Linked DNA regions of Homo sapiens: region 1 is linked to region 2. The links are chromatin loops, found by intact Hi-C in ENCODE. Cell type or tissue: B cell. All regions are shown on one strand. Each heading gives the region's core, and the rest is flanking DNA. Links, peaks and the distances in the headings are about the cores only. Region 1 holds the start of GLE1 (GLE1 RNA export mediator). Region 2 holds the start of TBC1D13 (TBC1 domain family member 13).

Region 1 (9,204 bases), core at 1-5,000, 280 kb before region 2:
GGTCAGAAAGTCTGGGGTCCCAGTTAGAGCCGTCTCTGGACAATTGTGACTCATTCTATTTTTATTGAGATATAATTCACATAAAATTCACTCTTTTTATTTTTTTGAAACAGGGTCTCCCTCTGTCATCCAAGCTGGTGAGCAGTGGCACAATGATGGCTCACTACAGCCTCAGCCTCCTGGGTTTAAGCGATCTCCTGCCTCAGCCTTCTGAGTAGCTGGGAGCACAGGTGCATGCCACCATGCCTGGCTAATTTTTGGATTTTTTTTTTTTTTGGTAGAGGCAGGTCTCATCATGTTGTCCAGGTTGGTCTCAAACTCCTGGGCTCAAGCCATCCTCCTACCTTGGCCTCCCAAACTGCTGGGATTACAAGCATGAGCCACCATACCTGGCCTAGAATTCACCCTTTTAAAGTGTAAATATAGGCCAGGCGTGGTCACTCACACCTGTAATCCCAGCACTTTGGGAGGCCGAGGCGGGTGGATCACCTGAGGTCAGGAGTTCGAGACCAGCCTGGCCAACATGGTGAAACCCTGTCTCTACTAAAAATACAAAAATTAGCCGGGAGTGGTGGTGGACGCCTGTAGTCCCAGCTACTTGGTAGGTTGAGGCAGGAGAATCACTTGAACCCAGGAGGTGGAGGTTGCAGTGATCCAAGATCACGCCACTGCACTCCTGCCTGGGCAACACGGCGAGATTCTGTCTCGAAAAGATAAAGTGTATATATAATTCAATGGTTTGTAGTATATTCACCAAGTTGTGTAGCCATCACCATTATCTAATTCTAGACCTAGTTTTTTCTTTTTTCGAAATGGAGTCTCTCTCTGTCACCCAGGCTACAGTGCAGTGGCACCATCTCGGCTCACTGCAGCCTCTGCCTCCAGAGTTCAAGGGATCCTCCTGCATCAGCCTGTGGGGACTATAGGTGCATGGCACTTTGCCTGGCTAATTTTTGTATTTTTTGTAGAGACAGGGTTTTGCCATGTTGCCCAGGCTTGTCTGAAACTCCTGACCTCAGGTGATCTGCCCACCTTGGCCTTCCAAAGTGCTGGGATTACGGCACCCAGCCAACCAATTTCATCACTCCCAAAAAAGAAACGCCATACCCATTAGCAGTCACTCCCCATTCCCCTCCCCCAGCCCCTGGCAACTAGTCATAAAGTTTCTCTGGCTCTATAGATTTGTCTCTTCTGGATATTTCACATAAGTGGAATTGTCCAACATGTGGCCATTCATGACTGGCTTCTCTCAGCATAATGCTTTCAAGATTGATGTTGCAGCGTATCATCAGCACTTTATTTTTATGGCCCCATAACATTCCATTATATAGATGTGGTGTTTCCTCCTGCCAAACAGGGCTGGTTGGGATTCCAAAGAAGCACTATGGCCGGGCGCAGTGGCTCATGCCTGTAATCCCAACGCTTTGGGAGGTCGAGGTGGGTGGATCAACTGAGGTCAGGAGTTCGAGACCAGCCTGACCAACATGGTGAAACCCCGCCTCTGCTAAAAATACAAAATAGCTGGGCGTGGTGGCTGGCGCGTGTAGTCCCAGCTACACGGGGAGCTGAGGCAGGAGAATCGCTTGAACCCGGGAGGCGGAGGTTGCAGTGAGCCGAGATCGAGCCACTGTACTCCAGCCTGGGGGACAGAGCAAGACTCTGTCTCAAAAAAGCAGCATTAAACCCAAAACATTTATTAGGGAAGCTTACAGAGTGGGCTGCAGCAATTCTCGCGACAGACAGAGAGAAGCGGTGTTTCACCTAGGTACATCCCCAGCGAGGGGTCAGGGTATGAAGTTTATATGAGGGTTTATGGAATTTGGCTAAAAGCAGGGGTCAGTTTCAGCGTTTTGGGCAATAACCTAGATATCCTTAGTGCCTAGGGATATGCAAGGCCCGTGTTTGGTTGCAAGTCTGCAGGAAAAAACTTGCAGCTGGCTGGGTCACAGGGCGGTCAAGGCACTCTGATACTTGGTCAGTGCACAGAAAGCGGGGGAACTCGGGAACCGCGCACATAGTACTATATTTTATTTATCCATTCACCAATGGATGGACGTTTGGGTTGCTTTCACTTTTTGGCTATTATGAATAACACTGCTGTGAACATTCATGGACAAGTTTTTATATATACATAGGTTTCATTTCTTTGGCGTATTTTATATATATATATATATTTACCTAGGAGAATTGCTGGGTCAAATGGTAATTGTTTAACCTTTTGAGGAACTGCCAGACTGTCTTCCACAGCAGGTGCTTCATTTTACAGTCCCATGAGCAGTGTATGAGGGTTCCAGTTTCTGCACAGTCTCAAGGCACAGACAAATTTTCAGCAGCCCCGGGGATTGGGAGCGGTGGTTACCTCTGCGGAACGTGCCCCGACAGCCAAGCCCTGCGCGCAGGCGCACTGGTGGGAGGGCGGGAACGCGGGAGCGTCGCCGGAGGTGGGGCGTGCAGGCGTTAGGGGCGGGGCTGTGCTGCGCGCGCGTCCCGGAAGCAGAAGCCTGTGTGGCCTTCCCGGCGGCTGATTCGAGGGCTTGTTTGGTCAGAAGGGGGGCGTCAGAGAAGCTGCCCCTTAGCCAACCATGCCGTCTGAGGGTCGCTGCTGGGAGACCTTGAAGGCCCTACGCAGTTCCGACAAAGGTCGCCTTTGCTACTACCGCGACTGGCTGCTGCGGCGCGAGGTGAGCGGTGGCCCCGGAGGACGTAGGCCTTTCCGGCCCCTCGCGACCGAAACCTTCTCCCTAGCCGTTGGCACGTTCTGCTCCCGGGAACCCGTGCAGTCTAACAACCTGCATTTATTTCTTGACTTCTGTGTGTACATCCCTCTGTCCTGGGGTTTCTGTCCTCTTCAGCCTATTTTAGCGTTTCGGGGAGCTCCCCTGACTTCACAGGTGCCCCGCGCTCTGAAGGCTTCATTGCTACCCTCCGCCAGTTGGGCGCCTTCTCCGTTCTGCTGTTGTCAAAGCAATCTCGGCCCCAGGTTCAGTTAACTTACTGTATGTCTCATGTGCTGGGAGCTCTAGAGTTTGCGACGAACGATTGACACGACCTAATCCATTGCTACTAGTGAAATGACCAAATTTTTAGATTGATTTGGCAGACCTGGAAAGTGAATGGGGGCGTGGTCACCGTACCTAGCATTTGCAAAGCTCTGCGCGAGAAGTGGAGGGATGTGGAGAGTTAAGGCCGAGCTCCCATTCCCGAGTCGCTGCTAGTTAGCTACAGATAAGGCGTTGTCCTGCATCCTCAGACTTCTTGGGAAACAATCCTAAAGTATTTCCCTGTCTTTTATGTTGTTGACAGTTTTGAAAAATACAGACCTTACATTCTGTAGGTTGACTGCCAGCATATGTGCTTTCAAACCACCAGACCAAGGTTAAGCATTCTTGGCAGGAATACCACAGAAATGATGCCATGGCTTTCTCAGTAAGTCACATGAGGAGGCACACAGATGTCAACCCATCCCAACACTGGTGATGCTAATCTTGATCACCTGGTTACGTTATTATCTGCCTGGTCTCTCCGTTTAAAATTCGTCATTTTTCCCTTAGTAATTGTTGGGAAGTAATAATACCAGTATCCTTTTTTCTGGGCAAACCTTAATCCTCCATGGCTTTAGCATTCATTGATGTTTTCCACATGAATCGATACCTCTATGACGTTGCCAGATCCTGTTTCTTTATATCCGCTATTCCTTCTGCATTTGTTAGTTGGCATTCTACTGTAAGGAGGTGCTTTCTATTTTATTCAGTGAGTTGTAATCCATTACTTTTATTATTTATTTATTTTATTTTAAATGTCCCAGATTTTGTAAGCTTGTATCAAAATAATCACATGCAAGGCTAGGCGTGGTGGCTCAGGCCCGTAATCCCAGCACGTTGGGAGGCCGAGGGGGACGGATCACTTGAGGTCAAGAGTTCGCGACCAGCCTGGCCAACATGGTGAAACCGCATCTCTACTAAAAATACAAAATTAGCCGAGCATGGTGGTGCATGCCTGTAATCCCAGCTACTCGGGAGACTGAGGCATGAGAATTGCTTGAACCCTGGAAGCAGAGGTTGCAGTGAGCCGAGATTGTGCTGCTGCACTCAAGCCTGGGTGACAGAGTGAGACTGTGTCTCAAAAAAAAAAATGTAGCCTTGTAAATATGTACAACAATTATGTATTCATAAGAATTAAAAAGAAAAATGTCCCAGATTTGGCTACTGGGCACCTCATTAAGTTGGTTCCTGTGTTCCTGTGACATATTTCCATCTTTCATTGACATTTCTTTACTTTTTGACACAAAAAGATGTCCCAGGTGCAAGTTTCCCTGTCTTAATCCTGGAATCAGCTATTTCTCCAAAGAGGCTGACTCTTTTGAAGTGGAGGATGGTGCTGTATTGGCAAACCAAGATCTGGGAGTTGAGTGTGTTGAGATTCTTGATTGGGTACCATTGCTTCTAGGCCTTCTCAGTAGACAGAGCTAGGAAATAATACATATCTAAATATGTACACACATCACCACACACACATTTATGTACTGTCTATTTGTGTGTACATATATATTATAAAACCATGACTTCATACTGATAAATGCCACTTCCAACCCAGCACTTCACTTTTCTTTCTAATCTTACCCCATCCATGTTTGTAAATATGTTACCTAGCAGTGAGAAGTTTGGCTCCTGTTATTCTCAATATGTTTACTTATTTGCTCAATCAGTTTACTTTATCTCATTGTAGCAATCTCTGAACTACTCTAGTTTTTTCATTTATTTATTATATCATAGGTAATCAGTACTTATTTTCTCATACAAAGATGTTCCACGCTCATCTTATATTTTTCTGCCTCCAGTTCTGGAACTTACCTTTTCTGCAGAGACCCCTGGTTTCCTTTGATTTAAAATTATATTTACAAACCAAGATCTGGTACTAGATATGCTCATTATTACTACTAAGGGTGTATACATACATATCCATATCTATTTCTATTTTTTAAAATATTATTAGGCTGGTTGTGGTGACTCATGCCCATAATCCCAACACTTTGCGAGGCTGAGGCAGGACGAGTGCTTGAGGCCAGTTCAAGCTGGGAGCCAGGCTTGGTGTCTCACACCTGCAATCCCAGCACTTTGGTAAGTCAAGGTGGGCAGATCACTTGAGCCCAGAAGTTCGACACCAGCCTGGGCAATGTGGAGAAACCTCACCTCTACAAAAAATACAAAAAAATTAACCAGGTGTGGTGGTGCGTGCCTGTAGTCCCTGCTCCTTGAGAGGCTGAGGTGGGAGTATTACCTGAGCATGAAAAGTTGAGGCTGCAGTGAGCCGTGATCACGCCACTGCACTCCAGCCTGGGGAACAGAATGAGAGCCTGTCTCTCAAAAAAAAAAAAAAAAAAATAGTCGGGCGTGGTGGCTCACGCCTGTAATCCCAACACTTTGGGAGGCTGAGGTGGGTGGATCACCTGAGGTCAGGAGTTTGAGACCAGCCTGGCCAACATGGTGAAACCCTGTCTCTAGTAATAATACAAAAATTAGCCGGGTGTGGTGGTCGACACCTGTAATCCCAGCTGCTCGGGAGGCTGAAGCAGGAGAATTGCTTGAACCCGGGAGGTGGAGGTTGCAGTGAGCTGAGATCGTGCCACTGCACTCCAGCCTGGGTGACAGAGCAAGACTCCATCTCAAAAAAAAGGCTGGGCACACAGTGGCTCACGCCTGTAATCCCAGCACTTTGGGAGGCTGAGGCGGGTGGATCGCCTGAGGTCAGGAGTTCGAGACCAGCCTGACTAACATGGAGAAAACCCCGTATCTACTAAAAGTACAAAATTAGCCAGGCATGGTGGTGCATGCCTGTAATCCCAGCTACTCAGGAGGCTGAGGCAGGAGAATCACTTGAACCTGGGAGGTGGAGGTTGTGGTGAGCCAAGATCGTGCCATTGCACTCCAGCCTGGGCAACAAGAGCGAAACTCCATCTCAAAAAAAAAAAAAAAAAAGACCAGCCTGGGCAACATATCAAGACTCCATCTCTATAAAAAATGAAAAAATAATTAGCTGAATATAGTGGCGCATGCCTGTACTCCCAGCTGCTGGGGAGACTGGTTGAGGTGGGAGGATAGCTTGAGCCCAGGAGGTCAGGCTACAGTGAGCCATGATTAGGTCACTGCACTCCAGCCTGGGTAACAGAGTGAGACCCTGTCTCAAAAATAATTAATTTTAAAAATGAAAAAATATATACATCTAGGTTTGTGTAAGGATGCTTTACGATACTCGCACAATGACAAGATCACCTAACCCTGTGTTTCTCAGAACTTACCCCCATTGTTAAGTGACTGACATTCTACTGATTGTGTATACAGTAGCTTACTTCAGAATTCCTCGTGTTCTGTTCAGTGCTTTAGATTGCTTTCACATATGCTTTAGTGGGAATCTTTGTGCATTGTCCCTTTTTCTGTAGTTAGGGTTATTTAGTCTGATTTTCATTAGAAGGATAGTAGTCTAGGTCATTATCAAGAAACCACTGTACTTTGTTTTCATCTGATTGTTAATACATTACTTTGGGTCTTTGATGTTTATTTATTTAGGCCTTCTTAGATGTTCAGTAAGGCATGTAGTGGATTATACTGAGAACAGTTGACGTGTAAGTTGAGCTTAACCCTATTCTTTTCTCTAGGATGTTTTAGAAGAATGTATGTCTCTTCCCAAGCTATCTTCTTATTCTGGATGGGTGGTAGAGCACGTCCTACCCCATATGCAGGAGAACCAACCTCTGTCTGAGACTTCGCCATCCTCTACGTCAGCTTCAGCCCTAGATCAACCCTCATTTGTTCCCAAATCTCCTGACGCAAGCTCTGCCTTTTCCCCAGCCTCCCCTGCAACACCAAATGGAACCAAGGTAAGGTTGTGATCAGCTTAAGACAAAAGACATGGTGGCTGCAAAGTCAAAATGTTTAATATTGTCATATGACAGTGACCATACCCTAGGGGAAATAATGATTGCTCATTGTTGTAGCTGTTGTAGAGACAATGTTGACAGCACCATTCAGTGTTCTCTTTAGACAGATCCAGAGGGAGAAAAATCCCCTCTATTCTTAGTACCGAGAATAGTATAACTAATTTCATGAGCAATTGGATTTTTTTTTTTTTCTGATGAACGCTGCGTCTGTTTAACTGATATGGTCTCCCTTTTTGTGTTATCTGCTGGAAGAAGGCTTAGAGTGAAATGTATACCTTCTCTTTAAGTTTACATGCCTTCTCTCATTGGTTCTGTAGGAGATTTTACCCTATTCCTGGCTCTGTTTTGTCCCTGCCTCTGTTTTTTTGTTATTTCTCCCACTTAAAAATGCTAAACTGGGGCCATTTCCTCTCAGAAGACCCCTCTCTCTCACTAGAGAGAGAACTATTTTCCTTTCTCTTTCTCTTGCCTATTAAACCTCCACTCCTAAACGCAAAAAAAAAAAAAAAAGTTAAATTGGACCCAACACAGTGGCTCATGTCCATAATTCCAGTGCTTTGGAAGGCCAAGACAAGAGGATTGCTTGAGCCCAGGAGTTCAAGACCAGCCTGGGCAACATAGTGAGACCTTGTCTCTCCAAAATACTTAAAAATTGGCTAGGCATGGTGGCTCGAGCTTGTTGTCCTAGCTACTTGGGACATTGAGATGGGAGGATCACTTGAGCCCAGGAGTTTGAGACTACAGTGAGCTGTGATCAAGCCATTACATTCCAGCCTAGGCAACAGAGTGAGTCCCTATCTCAAAAAAAAGTTAAATTTTGGAAGTTTTTTAAAATTACTTTTTATATACTTCTAGAGGTAGTTTGTGTATATACAAATATACGTGAACATGTCTTCTTCTTCACCCTCCCTTTTTTTTGAGCTGAGGTCTGTCTCTGTCAACCAGGATGGAGTGCAGTGGCATGAACATGGCTCACTGCAGCCTCCACCTCCCAGGCTCAATCCACCCTCCTGTCTCAGCCTCCCGAATAGCTGGGACTGCGTGTGGACACCACCATACTTGGCTATTTTCTTTTTCTTTTTTTTTTTTGAGACGGAGTCTTGCTCTGTCCCCCAGGCTGGAGTGCAGTGACGCAATTTCAGCTCACTGCAACTTCCGCCTCCCGGCTTCAAGCGATTCTCCCACCTCAGCCTCCTGAGCGGCTGGGATTACAGGCACCCACTATCACGCCCGGCTTATGTTTGTATTTTTAGTGGAGATGGTGTTTCACCATATTGGCCTGGCTGTTCTCAAACTCCTGACCTTATGATCTGCCCACCTCGGCCTCCCAAAGTGCTGGGATTACAGGTGTGAACCACCACACCCAGGCTTTTTTTTTTTTTTTTTTTTAAGATGGAGTCTAGCTCTGTCACCCAGGCTGGAGTACAGTGGCATGGTCTCGGCTTACTGCAACCTTTGCCTCCTGGGTTCACGCGGTTCTTCTGCCTCAGCCTCCCAAGTAGCTGAGATTACAGGTGTGCGCCACCATGCCTGGCTAATTTTTGTATTCTTAGTAGAGACAGGATTTTGCCATGTTGTCCAGTCTGGTCTCAAACTACTGACCTCAGATGATCTACCCACCTCGGCCTCCCAAAGTGCTGGGATTATAGTCGTGAGCCACTGTGCCTGGCCAGTTTTTTTTTTTTTTTTCTTTTTTACATAGAAAGTATTTTTTTTCTATCTAGTAGTTCATCTTTTAAAATATTAGTCTTTAAAAAATATTCTTTGTGGCCACGTGTGGTGGCTCACACGTGTAATCCCAGCACTTTGGGAGGCTGAGGCAGGTGGATCACTTGAGATCAGTAGTTCGAGAGCAGCTTGACCACAGTGAAACCCTGTCTCTACTAAAAATACAAAATTAGCTGGGCGTCGTGGCGCACGCCTGTAATCCCATCTACTTGGGAGGCTGAGGCACTAGAATTGCTTGAACCCGGGAGACGGAGGTTGCAGTGAGCTGAGATCATGCCATTGTACTCTAGCCTGGGTAACGGAGCAAGACTCAGTCTCAAAATATATGTATATATAGAGACTGAGTAAATAATAACAACAAAATAAATAATATATATATTATAAATATACATAAATATATATATTTATGTTGATTTTGTTGTTGTTGTTGTTGCCAGAAAAGGTCTAGGTACTTTAAAATATATATTTTTAGCAACTGAACGTCTTAAGGAAAAAAAGGAACCTCCACCTAAATGTCATACCTTATATAAAAATTAACTTGG
Region 2 (10,329 bases), core at 5,125-10,124:
GGTGCCCAGGCTGGAGTGCAGTGGCGTGATCTCGGCTCGCTACAACCTCCACCTCCCAGCCGCCTGCCTTGGCCTCCCAAAGTGCCGAGATTGCAGCCTCTGCCCGGCCGCCACCCTGTCTGGGAAGTGAGGAGCGCCTCTTCCCGGCCGCCCATTGTCTGGGATGTGAGGAGCCCCTCTGCCTGGCTGCCCAGTCTGGAAAGTGAGGAGCGTCTCTGCCGGGCCGCCATCCCATCTAGGAAGTGAGGAGCGCCTCTTCCCGGCCGCCATCCCATCTAGGAAGTGAGGAGCGTCTCTGCCCGCTGCCCATCGTCTGAGATGTGGGGAGCGCCTCTGCCCTGCTGCCCCGTCTGGGATGTGAGGAGCGTCTCTGCCCGGCTGCCCCGTCTGAGAAGTGAGGAGACCCTCTGCCTGGCAACTGCCCCGTCTGAGAAGTGCGGAGCCCCTCCGCCCGGCAGCCACCCCGTCTGAGAAGTGAGGAGCCCCTCCCCCTGGCAGCCACCCCATCTGGGAAGTGAGGAGCGTCTCCGCCCGGCAGCCACCCCGTCCGGGAGGGAGGTGGGGGTCAGCCCCCGCCAGGCCAGCCGCCCCGTCCGGGAGGGAGGTGGGGGGTCAGCCCCCGCCAGGCCAGCCGCCCCGTCCGGGAGGGAGGTGGCGGTCAGCCCCCCGCCCGGCCAGCTGCCCCGTCCAGGAGGGAGGTGGGGGGGTCAGCCCCCCGCCCGGCCAGCCGCCCCGTCCCGGAGGTGAGGGGCACCTCTGCCCGGCCGCCCCTACTGGGAAGTGAGGAGCCCCTCTGCCCGGCCACCACCCCGTCTGGGAGGTGTACCCAACAGCTCATTGAGAACGGGCCATGATGACGATGGCGGTTTTGTGGAATAGAAAGTGGGGAAAGGTGGGGAAAAGATTGAGAAATCGGATGGTTGCCGTGTCTGTGTAGAAAGAGGTAGACATGGGAGACTTTTCATTTTGTTCTGTACTAAGAAAAATTCTTCTGCCTTGGGATCCTGTTGATCTGTGACCTTACCCCCAACCCTGTACTCTCTGAAACATGTGCTGTGTCCACTCAGGGTTGAATGGATTAAGGGCGGTGCAAGATGTGCTTTGTTAAACAGATGCTTGAAGGCAGCATGCTCCTTAAGAGTCATCACCACTCCCTAATCTCAAGTACCCAGGGACACAAACACTGCGGAAGGCCGCAGGGTCCTCTGCCTAGGAAAACCAGAGACCTTTGTTCACTTGTTTATCTGCTGACCTTCCCTCCACTGTTGTCCTGTGACCCTGCCAAATCCCCCTCTGCGAGAAACACCCAAGAATGATCAATTAAAAAAAAAGAAAAAAGAAAAAAATTAGCTGGGCCTGGTGGCATGTGCCTGTAGTCCCAGCCACTTGGGAGGCTGAGGCAGGAAAATCGCCTGAACCCGGGAGGTAGAGGTTGCAGTGAACTGAAATTGTGCCACCGCACTCCAGCCCGGCAACAGAGCAAGACTCTGTCTCAAATAAAGAGAAAGGACAAGGCTGTGGCTCACTGAATGGTAGCAAAGTCATGGTGATGCTGCACTGATGAAACTTTCTGGAAATTCTACGTTTGAAACTTGCTGGAAATCAGCTGTGGTGTCATGTTGAAACCAACCCAATTGTCCCACAGAACTGATATTTATGGTTTTTTTAAAATAAATGTAGAAGTTGACCTTCATGAGTCTTGAAACTTGAAAATGTTACACTTGTCTTATCTGAATTTATTTCTCAGGAAACCAACTATCAGGCCTCCCAGATAGTATCAAGGAACTGAAACTTCCCAGATCACAGCATCTGTACAATGAGACACCAGACCCTTCACTGGTCATGATTACCTGACCACCTGCCACCTGCTTCCTGCTGAACAACTCTTCTTTCTTATCCTCCCCTAATTCCTGTTTTCCTGTATGTAGCTACATTTCTTTTCTGCTGTATAAACTCCTAATTTTAGTTGGTCACGGAGATGGATTTGAAGCTGATCTCCCACCTCCATGGCTGCAGTACCTGATTAAAGCTTTCTTTCCTGGCAGTACTGGTTGTCTCAGTGACTGGCTTTCTGTGCAGCCAGCAGCAAGACCTAGACAAAACCCCTGGTGTTTTGGTAATAATGTCACAGAACTTGCCAGAAATCAGCCATCTAAGGTTCTTGGGAAAGCTATTTACAGGAAAGTGTCCCACCAGAGGCTCCTTTCTGAAAATAATGCCAGAGAAGAGTGTTGGGAGACGTTCCTGGCTACTGGCAATGAAGTAGTAGGCAGGCGCTGGACAAGCCCCTTGTTCTGCAGAAGCCTGTCTACCAAGCACACTAAAATTGGAAAGGAAAGCCCATTCCATGCAGGAAAAATAGTTAAAGGTCCCAAATCCATTTTCTCAGAGCAGGAAATGATGAGAGAATTTGAAGCTGAGAGTCAAGAAATTGATTACTGGCACACTATGTAATCTTTTTACATTGTTTAACTTTTACGTTAGCAGCTTTGGAAACTATTTATTTCCAAAATTACTTTGTTATTGTTTGTTTGTTTTTGAGACAGCGTTTTGCTCTGTTACGCCAGCTGGAGTGCAGTGGTGTGAGCACAGCTCACTGCAGCCTCAAACACCTAGGTTCAAGCAATTCTCCTGCCTCAACCTCCCAAGTAGCTAGGATTACAGGTGCGTGCCACCATGCCCTGCTAATTATTTTTGTTAAATTTTTGTAGGCCGGGTGTGGAGCTCACTCCTGTAATCCCAGCTCTTTAGGAGGCTGAGGCAGGGGGATTGCTTGAGCTCAGGAGTTCGAAATCAGCCTGAGCAAGGTGGCAAAACCCTGTCTCTACAAAAAATACAAAAAATTAGCCAGGCATGGTGCCACAGGTATGTGCTCCCAGCTACTTGGGAGGTTGAGGCAGAGGATCTCTTGAGCCCAGAAGGTTGAGGCTGCAGTGAGCCAAGATCCCGCCACTGTACTCAGCCTGGGTGGCAGAGTGAGACTGTGTCTCAAAAAAAAATTTTTTTTTTTAAAGATGGGGTCTTGCTATATTGCACAGGCTAGTCTTGAACTCTTGACCTCAAGTGGTCCTCCTGCCTTGGCCTCCCAAAGTGCTGGGATTACAGATCATCTTGCTCAGCCTATTTCCAAAATTTTTCATTACCCCAAATAGAAACTGTAACCATTAAGCAATAACTCCCCATTCTCTATCTCTGTAGTCCCTGGTGACATCTAATCCACTTTTATTTTTTTATAAATTTGCATATCCTAGCTACCTTATACAAGTACAATCATACAGTGTTTGTCCTTTTGTGACTGGCTGTGATACTTAGCATAATGTCTTCACGGTTCATCATGTTGTAGCATGTAAAAAAGCCATGATATGTATATACAACATTTTGTTTATCCATTCATCTGTTGATCGTTACATGAAGTGTGTCCACGTTTTGGCTATTGGGAATAGTGCTGCAATTGGCATACAACTATCTGTTCCTGCTTTCTCTCTCTCTCTCTCTCTCTCTCTTTTTTTTTTTTCTCACTCTGTCACCCAGGCTGGAGTGCAGTGGATTGATCATCATGGCTCACTGCAGCCTCCAACCTCCCAGGCTCAAGTGATCCTCCCACCTTAGCCTCCTGAGTAGCTGGGACACCAGGTGTGTGCCACCATGCCTGGATAAATTTTAAGATTTTTTACAGAGACGGGGGTCTCATTATGTTGCCCAGGCTGGTCTGGAATTCCTGCCTCAAGCAATCCTCCTGCCTTGGCCTCCCAGAGTGCTGCGATTACAAGCAAGAGCCACTGCACCTGGCCCTGTCCATGCTTTCAATGCCTAGGAATGGAAGTGCTGAGTCATAGGGTAATTCTATGTTTAGCTTTTTGAGGAACTGTCATACTATTTTCCATAGCAGCTGCACCATTTTACATTCCCTCCAGCACATGTGTGGGTTCCTATCTCTCCACATCCTTGTCAGCAATTATAACTGTCTCTTTTTTTTTTTTTTTCTTTTTTTTTTAAGACAGGGTCTCACTCTGTTGCCTAGCCTGGAGTGCAGTGGCATGATCTCGGCTCACTGCAATCTCTGCACTCCAGCCTGGGGACAGAACAAGACCTCATCCTGGGGAGGGGGGGAAAAATGTGGTGGTGGGGATTTAAAAATGTACAATAGGCCAGGCGTGGAGCCTTAAGCCTGTAATCTCTGCACTTTGGGAGGCCGAGGACAACAGATCACGAGGTCAGGAGATCAAGACCATCCTGGCTAACATCGTGAAACCCCGTCTGTACTAAAAATACAAAAACTAGCCGGGTGTGGTAGCAGGCACCTGTAATCCCAGCTACTTAGGAGGCTGAGGCAGGAGAAGCACTTTAACCCGGGAGGCGGAGGTTGCAGTGAGCCGAGATTGCGCCACTGCACTCTAGCCTGGTGACAGAGTAAGACTCCGTATCAAAAAAAAAAAAAAAAAAAGTACAATAGGCTTGGCATGGTGATGCACGCCTGTAATCCCAACACTTTGGGAGCCCGAGGTGGGTAGATCACCTGATGTCAGGAGTTCGAGACCAGCCTGGCCAACATGGTGAAACCCCGTCTCTGCTAAAATACAAAAATTAGCCAGGTGTGGTGGTGGGCGCCTGTAATCTCAGCTACTTGGGAGGCTGAGGCAGGATAATTGCTGGAGGCAGAGGTTGCTGTGAGCCAAGATTGCGCCATTGCACTCCAGCCCAGCCAAGAACAGAGAGACTGTCTCAAAAAAAAAAAAAAAAAAAAAGTACAATAAAGAACGGGCAATAGGGACAGGCATGGTGGCTCATGACTGTCATCTCAGCACTTTGGGAGGCAAAGGTGGGCAGATCGCCTGAGGTCAGGAGTTCAAGACCAGCCTGGCCAACATGGAGAAACCCGTCTCTACTAAAACTACAAAAATTAGCCAGGCATACTGGCGCGCGCCTATAATCCCAGCTACTTGGGAGGCTGAGGTAGGAGAATTGCTTGAACTCAGGAGGCGGAGGTTGTGGTGAGTGGAGATTGCACCACTGCACTCCAGCCTGGGCAACAGAGCCAGACTCCATCTCAAAAAAAAAAAAAAATTAGAAGGCCAGGTGCTGCCAGGCATGGTATCTCACGCCTGTAATCCCAGGATTTTGGGAGGCCGAGGAGGGAGAATAACCTGAGGTCAGGAGTTTGAGGCCAGCCTGGCCAACATGATGAAAACCCGTCTCTACTAAAAATACAAAATTTTTTTTAAATCAAAAAATATAAAAATTAGCCAGGCAGGGTGGCATGAACCTTTAATCCTAGCTACTCGGGAGGCTGAGGCAGAAGAATCGCTTGAACCCGGGAGGCAGAGGTTGCCGTGAGCTGGAGATCACCCCATTGCACTCCAGCCTCGGCAACAAGAGTGAGATTCCGTCTCAAGAAAAAAAAAAAAGAAGGCCAGGCATGGTAGCTCATGCCTGTAATCCCAGCACTTTGGGAGGCCTGAGGTGGGCAGACACTTGAGGTCAGGAGTTTGAGACCAGCCTGGCCAACATGATGAAACCCTATCTCTACCTCAAAATACAAAAATCAGCTGGGCATGGTGGCATGCGCCTGTAGTCCCAGCTACTCAGTAGGCAGAGGTTGCAGTGAACTGAGATTGCGCCACTGCACTCCAGCCTGGGGTGACAGAGTGAGACCATGTCTCAAAAAAAAGAAAGAAGAGTATATATGCATAGCAAACGTGTGAAGAGATGCTCAACATCATATGTCTTTAGGGAAATGCATGTTAAAGCAGGAGATACCACTTCACATCTACTAGAATGTCTAAGATTAAAAAGACTGACCACATCAAGTATTGGTGAGGACGTGGTACAACAGCAACTCTCATATACTGCTGGGGTAGGTGTTAAATAATACAACCATTTTGGAAAATATTTAAGCACTTTCTTTTCTTTTTCTTTTTCTTTTTTTTTTTTTGAGATAGAGTGTCGCTCTTTCGCCCAGGCTGGAGTGCAGTCGTGCAATCTCCACTCACTGCAAGCTCTGCCTCCCAGGTTCATGCCATTCTCCTGCCTCAGCCTCCCGAGTAGCTGGGACTACAGGCACCCACCACCACGCCCGGCTAATTTTTTTCTTTGTATTTTTTAGTAGAGATGGGGTTTCACCGTGTTAGACAGGATGGTCTCGATCTCCTGACCTCATGATCCGCCCTCCTTGGCCTCCCAAAGTGCTGGGATTACAGGCGTGAGCCACCGCGCCTGGCTAGCTGTTTCTTTCTTTTTTTTTTTTTCTCAAGAAAAAGGTGTTAAATAATACAACCATTTCGGAAAATCTTTAAGCAGTTTCTTTTCTTTTCTTTTCTTTTTTTTTTTTTTTTGACAGGGTCTTGCGTTTTTGCCCAGGTTGGAGTGCGGTGGCGCTATTGGAGTGCGGTGGCACTATCTCGGCTCACTGCAAGCTCCGCCTCCCGGGTTCAAGCAATTCTCCTGCCTCAGCTTCCTGAGTAGCTGGGATTACAGTTGTGCGTCACCACACCCGGCTAATTTTTGTATTTTTAGTAGAGACGAGGTTTCACCATGTTGGTTAGGCTGTTCTCAAATTCCTGACCTGGTGATCTGCCCGCTTCAGCCTCCCAAAGTGCTGGGATTACAGGCGTGAGCCACCACGCCCGGCCTACTCAACTAATTTTTACATCTTTTGTAAAGAAGGTAATCTCGAGGAGCTGGGATTACAGGCGCCTGCCACCACGCCCGGCTAATTTTTGCATTTTTGGTAGAGACGGGGTTTCACCGTGTTGGCCAGAGTGGTCTCCAACTCCTGACCTCAAGTGGTCTGCCTGCCTCGTCCTCCCAAAGCACTGGAATTTACAGGGATGAGCCACCGCGCCCGGTCCAGCCTATTTTTCTTAAGATATCATTTGTGTTTTTTTCTTTCTTCCTAACTTACATTTTATAGGGTTTGCTGGTATAGTTTTTATAAAAAAAAAAAAAGTTGGGCCGCGCACGGCGGTTCATGCGAGTCCCTGCTATACAGGCCTTGAGGATTCTGCAGAGACCAAGATAAGCTGGGGGGCCTGAACAGTTTAGCAGGGGAGGCCGAGACTCCTGTAACAATCATGCAGTAGTTAATTACAGGGGGGTGAGTGCAGGGAAGACGACAGGGTGACAGGTATATTGCGTAAGTAGACACTGAGGCCCAGGGAAGCGCAAGGAATAGTCCAGAGACACACAGTCTGCGCTGTCACCGGCGGGTTCTCAAATTTGGCCCGCAGGGTCGGCGGCGCTGGGGCTCCCGGCCCGCGATTGCCACGCCCACCAGACCCGAGGTTGCCCCGCTCAACCCGGCCGGCCGTAGCCGCCAGTACCGTGTGGAAGCGTGAGAGTCGAGGGGTGGCACGTGACTGGCGGGGCGGGGCGGGGCTGAGGCGGTGGAACGCGCAGGCTAGTGGCTGTGTTTCCCGCCGGAGGCTTTTGCGCAGAGCCCCGCGTCCCTGGGGGGCGGCGGCGGCGGCGGCAGCGCAGGCGGCAGAGGCGCAGGCGGCGGAGGCGGCTGGGGGGTCCGGAAGTCAACACCATGTCAAGTCTGCACAAGAGCCGGTAAGGGGCCATGGGGCCTGACCCGGCTGGGCCACTCCTGGCCAGGCTGCCCCTTCTGCCCCTCAGAAGGGGGAAGCGCGGGTGTGGCCAGGAATCGGCAGACCCCCTCGGCAGAGGGTCTCGAGCGTCCACCTTCTAACCTCATTGCCTGTGGGCTGCAGGAACGACGGAGGGGCGGCCCTTCTCCTGCCCCTGATGTCACTGCTTCTGCCTCCCTCATCCTGGACCCCTGGTGTCCCCCTTCCCCTGAGTCTTCCTCATCCAGACCCCCATGCCCCGCCCCCGTGCCTTTCCCCCTTTTGATCCCCCTGCTCCCGTACTCTCTCCAAGTGCACCCTGTCCCCCGTGCCTTTTTCTTACTAGGATTGCTAGAGAACTTGCATTCTCCAGTCTGGCCCCTCCCCCAGGCCAGATCCTGCAGCATTGGCTGAATTTTGCTCACTCTTCAGTTTTCCTTCAGGACGTGTTTTTTAAACCCTTTGTCCTTGCCTTCTGGCAGGCCCAGAGGTCTTGTAATGGTTATATTTGTGAGCATGGTCCATTGTCTGCATATCAAATTACTCCTGGTTCCTGAGGTCCAAGGAGTTCAGTTGGTGGCTGTGCGTGGACCCGGCCTGGCCGGCAGGAAGTGCCCAGTAAATGTCAGCTCACTAAGTATTAGAATGTTGGAATATGTCTAATTTTATGGTCCTCATTTGGGAACTTCTAGACAAGAATATCTCTCAAGTTTCTTCCCTGGCATTCTGTGTTTCTGGTTGTAGAGGAAGAAGTGAAATATAGTTTTGTTGTTCTCCAAAGCTGTCTTTGGTGAGGACCTTGACTAAGCTGTGTGATTTTTATGTCCTAAAGGGGAGAGAGGCACAGGTTGGAAACTGGCAGTGTGAGGGAGCTGAGGGCTGTGGGTCTCACTGAGCCGATATCAGCATGCTTCATTTGCCGCCCTATCTCCCCTTCCAGAATTGCAGATTTCCAGGATGTCCTGAAGGAGCCCTCAATTGCATTGGAAAAGCTGCGGGAACTCAGCTTTAGTGGTAAGAAGCCATTCTGTATTTTCACGGTTTCCCTACAGCAGCCCTGTGGCTAGAATACAGGGGGAGGCCACACCTGGTCAGCTCTGGGGCCCAGCTGCTGGGGGCTGGGGCCTTGGAAGGAAATTACACACAGACTCTTGGGGCCTTTTCCAGATTCTGTAGAGCTGAACAGGCAGTGACTGCCTTGAGCTTGGAGGGGTTTCCCAGAGGGGCAGTGGCCACACTTAGCATGCCCTAAGCTTTCCTAAGCTTTCCGCAGGAGGTGCCAGATTCCTGAGAGTAACAGGACAGGACTGAAGCCTGGAGAATGAGAGTTGGGACCTTTTGAGCCCAGGACAGTCTTTCCTCATTCCTTAGCTAGCTTCCTGTGTTGGTGAGTTTGGTTAACTGCAGGGTTGTTCCTTGTTCTCTCCCTGGCTTGGGGTCTAAGCTGCCTGAACTAAACCTTGGCTAGTGGTAAAATGGGTAGCCTTGGGACACTGACTTTAAGGAGCTGATCCTGCTGTGTTAGACTTTGCCCCAATGAGCACAAAGATAACTCTCTTTTTGCCTGTTTTAAAAAATATCCCAACGTGTTCTGCATAGCTTCTTGTCACTTTTTTGCCCTTGTAACTTTGCCAGCAAGAACTTCTGGCCGGGTGCCGTGGCTCATGCCTGTAATCCCAACATTTTGGGAGGCCAAGGCAGGTGGATCACCTGAGGTCAGGAGTTCGAGAACAGCCTGGCCAACATGGTGAAACCTAGTCTCTACTAAAAATATAAAAAAGTAGCTGGGCTTGGTGGCACTTGCCTGTAATCCCAGCTACTCGGGAGGCTGAGGCAGGAAAATCACTTGAACCTGGGAATTGCAGTGAGCCGAGATTGCGCCATTGCACTCCAGCCTGGGCGACAAGAGTGAAGCTCCATCTCAAAAAAAAAAAAAAAAAAAAGAACTTCTTATATTGTCCCTGTCATCCTCATATAGATTCTGAAGTGGAGGTATTCACTCATGTTCATGGTACCAGGGATACTACAGCAGCAACTGCGGTAGTGAGCTTCCTGATCTTATTGCAGGATAACTTTGTCTTTCTGTTTAGGAGTGAAATATAGGCCCCAAAGGAGAGGCAGTCAGTGTTAGTAGTTAAGAGTTTTACAGATAAGTTTCCTTCTTACGACAATTACGTTAATCTTCCCTACTTACTGGGGTAATAATGAAGATTAAATGAAATAATATCTGTAAAGCACAAAATACTTAGCATTCGTAGCTTAGTTTATATTCCACAAATATGTATGGAATATCTTCTATGTGCAGTGCTCTGTGCTATGCACTGGGAATAATAGATGTGGTTTTTGTCCTTCTGGGGCTTACCCAGTAGTAGGGGTTACAGACGTTAAGAAAATACACCATATATATATATATATATATAATAATTCCACTTATGACAGATGCTATGAAATAGTCACAGAGCCATTATTGCTTATAACAGGGGGAACTGACCTGAATTAGGATGACATGGTGGTGGTAAAGGCTGCTCCTGAGGAAGGAATATCAAGGATGAGAAGGTGTTATCCTCAAAAGAACATTTCAGGCCGGGCATGGTGGCTCACACCTGTAATCTCAGCACTTTGGGAGGCTGAGGCAGGTGGATCACCTGAGGTCAGGAGTTCGAGACCAGCCTGGCCAATATGGTGAAACCCTGTCTCTACTAAAAATACAAAAATTAGCCAGGAGTGGTGGCACACATCTGTAATCCCAGCTACTTGCAAG

What was found. Peaks named below come from ENCODE experiments on the same cell type or tissue, not always from the same donor. Only the 100,000 strongest peaks of a DNase experiment are listed, where the experiment ranks them.
Region 1: it touches region 2 in a loop (38-fold over the local background); 2 of 110 quality-filtered maps call a loop at or near these places.

Annotation. Positions count from the first base shown.
Region 1 is chr9:128,502,224-128,511,427 of GRCh38, forward strand. It overlaps GLE1 (GLE1 RNA export mediator), which reads left to right and starts at 2,496. Exons shown (of 16, transcript NM_001003722.2): 1 at 2,496-2,681; 2 at 6,653-6,874. The coding sequence starts at 2,583. RefSeq lists a silencer at 2,307-2,516 and an enhancer at 2,737-2,896. In B cell, for the core only: no CTCF peak of the experiment used is centred there; a DNase peak (open chromatin) is centred at 2,468; H3K4me3 peaks cover 1,841 bases; H3K27ac peaks cover 1,396 bases.
Region 2 is chr9:128,779,826-128,790,154 of GRCh38, forward strand. TBC1D13 (TBC1 domain family member 13) reads left to right here and starts at 7,428. Exons shown (of 12, transcript NM_018201.5): 1 at 7,428-7,551; 2 at 8,509-8,582. The coding sequence starts at 7,529. LOC124902282 (a long non-coding RNA gene) reads left to right here. Exons shown (of 2, transcript XR_007061804.1): 2 at 1,748-2,044. RefSeq lists an enhancer at 3,725-4,019, a cis regulatory region at 3,729-4,063 and a silencer at 7,076-7,565. In B cell, for the core only: no CTCF peak of the experiment used is centred there; a DNase peak (open chromatin) is centred at 7,396; H3K4me3 peaks cover 1,674 bases; H3K27ac peaks cover 2,474 bases.